2 separate regions of the Homo sapiens genome follow, and region 1 is linked to region 2. A link is an interaction called in ENCODE POLR2A ChIA-PET data of the cell type or tissue named here. Cell type or tissue: A673. All regions are shown on one strand. Region 1 overlaps ZC3H13 (zinc finger CCCH-type containing 13). Region 2 overlaps ZC3H13 (zinc finger CCCH-type containing 13).

Evidence for each region. Peaks named below come from ENCODE experiments on the same cell type or tissue, not always from the same donor. Only the 100,000 strongest peaks of a DNase experiment are listed, where the experiment ranks them.
Region 1: POLR2A ChIA-PET joins it to region 2 with 6 read pairs; 2 of 35 experiments call an interaction of 5 or more read pairs at or near these places.

The regions. Positions count from the first base shown.
Region 1 is chr13:46,045,667-46,049,666 of GRCh38, reverse strand. All of the region lies in intron 1 of ZC3H13 (zinc finger CCCH-type containing 13), which reads left to right. Among named protein-coding and RNA genes, the nearest start is that of ZC3H13, 5.1 kb to the left of the region's middle. In A673, a CTCF peak has its summit at 1,772; a DNase peak (open chromatin) is centred at 1,736; H3K4me3 peaks cover 3,786 bases; H3K27ac peaks cover 4,000 bases.
Region 2 is chr13:45,980,733-45,984,732 of GRCh38, reverse strand. The region is part of intron 10 of ZC3H13 (zinc finger CCCH-type containing 13); the gene reads left to right. Among named protein-coding and RNA genes, the nearest start is that of ZC3H13, 70 kb to the left of the region's middle. In A673, no CTCF peak of the experiment used is centred here; no DNase peak of the experiment used is centred here; H3K27ac peaks cover 163 bases.

The sequences.
Region 1 (4,000 bases), 65 kb before region 2:
AAAATTCTAATTGTCACATTAGTTGGTAACATTTAGTTTTAATATATGAAAAAGGAAATGTTTTTCTGCTGTATTGTAGATAGTGTGTATATTTTTAGATAAATGGGATTTTTAAAGTTATATATTGTGTTCTTTACAAGCATGAAGCATTTTGTTTATTCAAATTCATGAATGTCTCATTAGTAATATTTAAGTAACATTTTATTGTTGACTACTTGTGGAAGTTTTTACATGGATGATCAGAAGAATTTTTTCAGTTAGAAATCTTCAGTTTCTGCTTTTTTCTTTTTTCACCAGACGTTTTACACACACACATATATATATCACATTAAAGAACATTTTATTAAGAATATGTGTGTGTGTATTATTGTTGTCATTATTCTTGTTTTAAATGTTCAGTCCAGGACCTTGCTGTAACCCAGACCGCATACTCAGATGCTGTATTACTTTAGGACAAAGTATGGTACTCTTGGAGTCTGAGAAAAAGTAGAGTACATCTTTTTTTTTTTTTTTTTTGAGACGGAGTCTCCCTCTGTTGCCAGGTTGGAGTGCAGTGGCGCGATCTCGGCTCACTGCAACCTCCACCTCCCGGGTTCAAGCGATTCTCCTGCCTCAGCTTCCCGAGTAGCTGGGATTACAGGCGTGCACCGCCACACCCAGCTAATTTTTGTATTTTTAGTAGAGACGGGGTTTCACCATGTTGGCCAGGATGGTCTCGATCTGTTGGCCAGGATGGTCTCAATCTCTTGACCTCGTGATCCGCCTGCCTTGGCCTCCCAAAGTGCTGGGATTACAGGCGTGAGTCACTGCGCTTGGCCACATTTTTACTTAATTTCATTTCTTCGCTAAATTGGGAGACTCAGTACAGTAGTAGCTGCAAGTGAAATTCCTGGGATAATTACTATGTAGGTGAATCTTGAATAGTTCTTGATGTCACTGGTAAAAGCAATTTTGTCTCTGTGGAAAGAATATGGGCGTAGGGTGAGGGAGGTGAGGAGGTGGATCATTAGTCTTCACTTGATTGTCTTTCATAGCAAGTCCAACCCTTGAAATCTTCAAAGTTTTTTTTTTTTTTTTTTTTTTTTTGAGGCGGAGTCTCACTCTGTCACCCAGGCTGGAGTGCAGTGGCGCAATCTCGGCTCACTGCAAGCTCCGCCTCCCGGGTTCACGCCATTCTCCCGCCTCAGCCTCCCGAGTAGCTGGGACTACAGGCGCCTGCCACCACGCCCGGCTAATTTTGTTTTTGTATTTTTAGTAGAGACAGGGTTTCACCATGTTAGCCAGCATGGTCTCGATCTCCTGACTTCGTGATCCGCCCGCCTCGGCCTCCCAAAGTGCTGGGATTACAGGCGTGAGCCACCGCGCCCGGCGAAATCTTCAAAGTTTGCCTTAGGGAGTCTAGGATTGGAGAGAAGCTCTCAGACCAGCAAAGCAATAGGTCAAGGGAGGAGAGTAGTGCGAATCAGGCAACAGAGGACAGACCAGAAAAAGAAACTGTAGAGTTAATACCTGGAACCCTCAAAAAGTAAAAAGAAAGGAGATGATAGATGACCAATGTTTTAAGTATAATAAGTACGATAATAAATAGCCTGTCGTCCTAACTGGAAACCATTACCATTGAATTTTTTGAAGGAGACTGAGCTGGGAGTGGAGGCATGTTGGGGGTAGTAGAGATGTTGGGGGCAGAACTAACTCATTTCCAGTGACAGTGGAGGGAAAAATAAAAAATTAGTGTTAGTCCACTTGAGGCAGTGTGGTGGGATGGTTGTGCCTGTTTTCTAAGTTCTACATAACTAGCAAATAAGGAAATTTTGGAACCTATTCAATTTTGTTTATTAAGAAATGTTTTAAAAATTGAATTATTGGTTGAGGATTACTCTATATTTGTATATTAATGTAGCAATATATAATGAAACTTTATGTTTTTCTCAAACTTCTTATACATTGTGATACATTTACTTATTATTGAATCATGCTTGGATATATATTGTTAAAAAAGTTTTTCTCAAAGCTCTACATTTTCTAGATCTTTCTCAGCTCCACTTCTCTTAGCTTTCAGTTTTTTCGTGCTCAGTAAATCAAATAGACATAGGAAATTTTACCAGCTTCTCCTCCGTATGTTCACATTTCAGCTGAGAATGAGTCTAAGAAAAATTAAATCAAAGATTATCTTATAATGCTAACACCAGTATGTAGAATTGGTGTGTAGTTCCTTACTTGGAGAACAATTAATATTTAATTGATTTTGTGTTGCAGCAAATTATTGTTTATGTGATGCTCTCCACTGGTTCTTAAATTTATAATTACTGTGAAGTAATTCTGTTTTTAAAATCACTAAAAATTAATTGCTATTATATCAAAAGAATTATTACATTTTATATTGATAAAAATATAGATTTTCCAATTTAAAATCACCATATATTATTTCATATTTTCCTTCCTTGATGCACCATCTTTTATTTATCAAATGTTGTTCTTAGTCTTTGGATTCTTTTAAAAGTGTGACCTGAAGTACCTCATTGAACCAAACACTGTTTATAATTTTTTATTGCTGTTTCAATTAGGTACTACCACGATTTAATTTCCTTTAAAGTGATATGTCTTTACTTTGAAACCACATTAAAGATTTGTGATCTTTATAGAGACTAAATGAAACTTTTTTAGCTGCTGTGGTTCATTCTAGTAACTTTTGATGATTGATAAGATTTCAACTAATATTTAGTTTGTATAAAGCGGGATATAGTATGGTGTTTTTTTTCCTTCCCCTTATGAGGCAGTTTCTACCCTCTTCCCACAGTAGTGTATGCTCTGGATTGTATCTTGGTCTAGAATTTAATATTGTTTTCTAATGTCATAATATACTGTCATTATCTGATACTTGCAAATCTAGTTGAATTACCCAATTATGTCATTGGATTAGATTTTTACTATAGTTTCAGTTTTTGAATGTTTTATTTACATACATATATATATATAGAGAGAGTTTTTTTGTTTTTTTTGAGATGGAGTCTCGCTTTGTCGCCCAGGCTGGAGTGCGGTGGTGTGATCTCGGCTCACTGCAAGCTCTGCCTCCTGGGTTCATGCTATTCTCCTGCCTCAGCCTCCAGAGTAGCTGGGACTACAGGCGCCCGCCACCATGCCCAGCTAATTTTTTTTTTTTTTTTGTATTTTTAGTAGAGACGGAGTTTTGCCATGTTAGCCAGGATGGTCTCGATCTCCTGACCTCATGATCCGCCCGCCTCGGCCTCCCAAAGTGCTGGGATTACAGGCACGAGCCACTGTGCCTGGCCCTTAAAAAATATTTTTATGTTTACATCAAATCTAACAGAGCTTAAACGTAAAATAAAATAAAAATATTTTTACAATTTGCCTTTTTTGTTATTACTAATAATGGTAAAATAGTCTGATAATTACTTTTAACACCTTTGAATTTTATGTCAGTGTAGTATAGATTATAGAAACACCTCGACTTTTTCTAGTTCTACAGTCTGTCCTGTTTTGAAAGTTGTTTCTATCAACATTGAGTTTTGTTTTGTTTTGTTTTTGTGTTACTGGAAAATAAATATGCTTGATCAGATTGTTTTGACTTCTGTCAGGCAAAGAAAATACTAAAATATCATTCATTTTTCTCAACCTGATTTTTGGAACATAACTGCTGTTGTCCCTTAAACTTATGAAACATAATTTCTGCTATGAAAATTTTCACCCAATTTTATTTTTCCATTTTCTTTAGCATAACTCTTTTTCAGTTAACCAGTTGATGGTTAACAACTTTGAGTTACTAAATTTTGAAGCAATTTTTGTAAGTAACTTTTATAAAGTAAACATTTTGTACTGTATCTTCTGAGGTTGATTGTACTATGAAAACTTCACTGTGTGAGTAGGATCATATTCGTTCACTCTGCAGAAGAGGTACAATTCTAGCCAACAGATCTCACAGCTGTTATAAATTCACCAGTAAGGCATGTTTTAGAAGATATTATCTCTGTTTACCTGTGAC
Region 2 (4,000 bases):
TTTACCTCCACCTGCTTTTCTCCCCTCTCCCCAAACACTGCTGCAGAACTTTGATCACTTTTATTCTTTCCATTGGTCTGTTAGTCAATCCTTGGTCAGTATTACAGCTTCATATTTGTGTTGAGGGTCCTTTAGCTTCTTTGAGCTGCCTTGTCTTTTCTTGACCTTTTACTTTTTCATATCAATTTTAGAAAACAGTTTTTAATTTCATAAAAAAACTGTTGGATTTTTATTTCAATGCATCAACTTAATCAATTTATAATATTTCTCATTAATATTTTTTACATTTTTTCCTGTGTATCCTCTATTTTTTATTGCCATTTTAAATAGTACTTTTACATTTTGTAAGATGTAAATTATGTATTTACATGGTTCAAAATTTTGAATGTATAAAAGGATATATAGTGAAAAGCCTCCGTTGTACCCTGACCACTCTTTTGCCAGCTTTGTATGTATTCTTCCCAAAAAACATTTTACACAAGCAAATATATATCCATTTGTTTTCCCCTCTGGTTTTACAAAACTAATTTTTAAAAACACTGGAAAAAACTATGTACTGTTTTATATCCTACTATTTTCAACTAGTAAAAATATCTTTCATGTCTTTCTTTGTGGTAAACAGCTATTTTCTTCTTTTGGTACTTGTTCTCTATTGTAGAATATACCATAAAGTCAGCAAGTGCTGCATTACTGGGTATTTTGGTTTTCCAATCTTTATCTCTTTCAAACAGTGCTTTAGTGAATAACTGTGTACATATGTCACTAAATGGTGTCTTTTAAAACATTGCATTTTCTAATGCTTTGTTGGTACCTGGAAATGGTAATTGGCATTTGTGTATTAATCTTACATTTAAATGATGTTGCTGTATTTTCTTGATCTAATTAGATTCTCTTAACAGATGTTCCTAGGAACACACTGATTTGGCTCTTCTTTTCTGATTATTAATTTTCTGTCAGTAACCTTCTGAGCATCTTTATCAATACAGTGTTAAATATAAGTAGAAGGGGCCGGGCGCGGTGGCTCACGCCTGTAATCCCAGCACTTTGGGAGGCCGAGGCGGGCGGATCACGAGGTCAGGAGATCGAGACCATCCTGGCTAACACAGTGAAACCCCGTCTCTACTAAAAATACAAAAAAATTAGCCGGGCGTGGTGGTGGGCGCCTGTAATCCCAGCTACTCGGGAGGCTGAGGCAGGAGAATGGCATGAACCCAAGAGGCGGAGCTTGCAGTGAGCCGGGATAGCGCCACTGCAGTCCAGCTTGGGCGAAAGAGTGAGACTCCGTCTCAAAAAAAAAAAAAAAAAAAAAAAAAAAAAAATATATATATATAAGTAGAAGGGGCTTTGCTTTGTTTCAGATTTTAAAGGATTGTTGCTGGCATTTTATTACTAAGTATGGTGTTTGTAGATTTTTTGCAGATACTTTTTATTGTGTTAAGGATTAAGTTCTCTCCCCCCATTTTAGTTGTCAGAAAATACTCTGTTGAAAGTCAGTTCTTTGGGATATGTATTTGTTAACTCTTATTTTGTGGCTCAGTGGTCTGTTTTTATAAGTGTTCTGCATATGCTTTCAAAGGAGTTGCATTTGTAATGGTTGAATGCAAAATGTTTCTCTAAGATAAAGTTTGTTTTAACTACACTTTCAAATCTACATGTAATTTTTCTTAGTCTGTTTGTTCTGTCATTACAGAGAGGTGAGTTCAGTCTTCCACTGTGATTGTGGAATTTGTAGATTTGTTGATTTCTACTTATAGTTTGATCATTTTTTTATTTGAATATTTGAAGCTTTGCTATTAGGTACACGTAAATTGAGTTATTTCTTTCTTTATTCATTATAGAATGACTGTTTATGCCAGGTTCAGGTTGAGCATCCCTAATCTGAAATGCTCCAAAATCTAAAACTTTTTAATGTAATTTTTTTTGTTTTTGTTTTTTGTTTTTTCTATAGCCACTAGCAACTGATAAAATCCAGACTTTTTGAGAGCTGACATAACATTCAGAGGAAATGCTTATTGGAGCATTTTGGATTTCCAATTTTTCAGATTAGGGATGCTGAACCAATATAATGCAAATATTCCAAAATCCAAAACACCTGTGGTCCCAAGCATTTCAGATAAAGGGCATTCAGCCTGTATTTTTCTTGAAGATTGTTTTGCTGGCAGCTGTCTTTTGGTTAGTATTTGTTTGATATATCTTTTTCCATCCTTTCAGGCTTAATTTTTTTTTAAATGTAACTCTAAACAACATATAGTTTTAGACAGATTAAATCTCCTCATTGTATCTTCTTTCATTCTTAACTTTCAAATTTTTCATCTCTTTATCTGTTTCGCCTCTAGGTCATATTCTCAGGCTTACCTTCTAGTTTACCAATTTTTTCTTAGCTGCATCTAATCTGATGGTTAATCCATTCTTTCCTAGATGTTATATGTAGCCTTTTTGTAGTCTGTAAAAATGTTTTAAATTTTTTCTTCCTGGTCTTTAATTATTAAAATATTTTTCACAGCTATTTTGATTATTAAAATACCCGTAGAATCATGCTGTAATTCTTTTAGGTCTCAAAAGCCTGTTACATTTGTATTCTTTGTGTTTTTGTTTGTTTTTTAAATCTTGGGGAAGTGCCTTTTGATTCTGTCTTTGGGTGGGTTAGTTTGTCATATGTTCTTTTTTTTCTTTTTTATTTATTTGTTTATTTATTTATTTATTATTTTATTATTATTATACTTTAAGTTTTAGGGTACATGTGCACAATGTGCAGGTTAGTTACATATGTATACATGTGTCATGCTGGTGTGCTGCACCCATTAACTCGTCATTTAGCATTAGGTATATCTCCTAATGCTATCCCTCCCCCCTCCCTCCACCCCACAACAGTCCCCAGAGTGTGATGTTCCCCTTCCTGTGTCCATGTGTTCTCATTGTTCAATTCCCACCTATGAGTGAGAATATGCAGTGTTTGATTTTTTGTTCTTGCGATAGTTTACTGAGAATGATGCATCACTGGCCATCAGAGAAATGCAAATCAAAACCACAATGAGATGCCATCTCACACCAGTCAGAATGGCAATCATTAAAAAGTCAGGAAACAACAGGTGCTGGAGAGGATGTGGAGAAATAGGAACACTTTTACACTGTTGGTGGGACTGTAAACTAGTTCAACCCTTGTGGAAGTCAGTGTGGCAATTCCTCAGGGATCTAGAACTAGAAATACCATTTGACCCAGCCATCCCATTACTGGGTATATACCCAAAGGACTATAAATCATGCTGCTATAAAGACACATGCACACGTATGTTTATTGCGGCACTATTCACAATAGCAAAGACTTGGAACCAACCCAAATGTCCAACAGTGATAGACTGGATTAAGAAAATGTGGTACATATACACCATGGAATACTATGCAGCCATAAAAAATGATGAGTTCATGTCCTTTGTAGGGACATGGATGAAATTGGAAATCATCATATGTTCTTTTAAGTTTGGAGTGAACTCATCTTTGTCAAAGATTTATCCATGGTAATTCTATGAGGTTGAGGGCAGGGCCCTCAGAGTTTCTGTCTTTGTTTTTGCCAGATATTCCTAAATTATCACAGCCCCAGTACTGTTTCTCTACTCCTAACCCTCACTGCTCAAAAAAAGCTTTTTTTTAAATTTCATTTTGTTTTGAAGTAATTAGGAATTCACAGGAGATTGCAAATAAATGTACAGGGAAACTTTGTTTATCCTTACCCCAACTTCTCCAGTGTTAACATCTAACATCTTATCTATAGCATAGTATCAAAACCAAACAATTGACATTGGTACAATCCATAGAGTTTATTCACATTTCACCAGTATACATGCACTTGGGTGTATGTCTGTATGTAGCTTTTTGTAGTTTTATCATATGTGTAGCCCATTTCCATAGTCAAGATACTCATCTATAACATCCTAAGATTCCTTTTTATTACCCCTTTATAGCCACAACCCTCCCCTGGCCCCTGGCCCCAACCCCTGGCAAC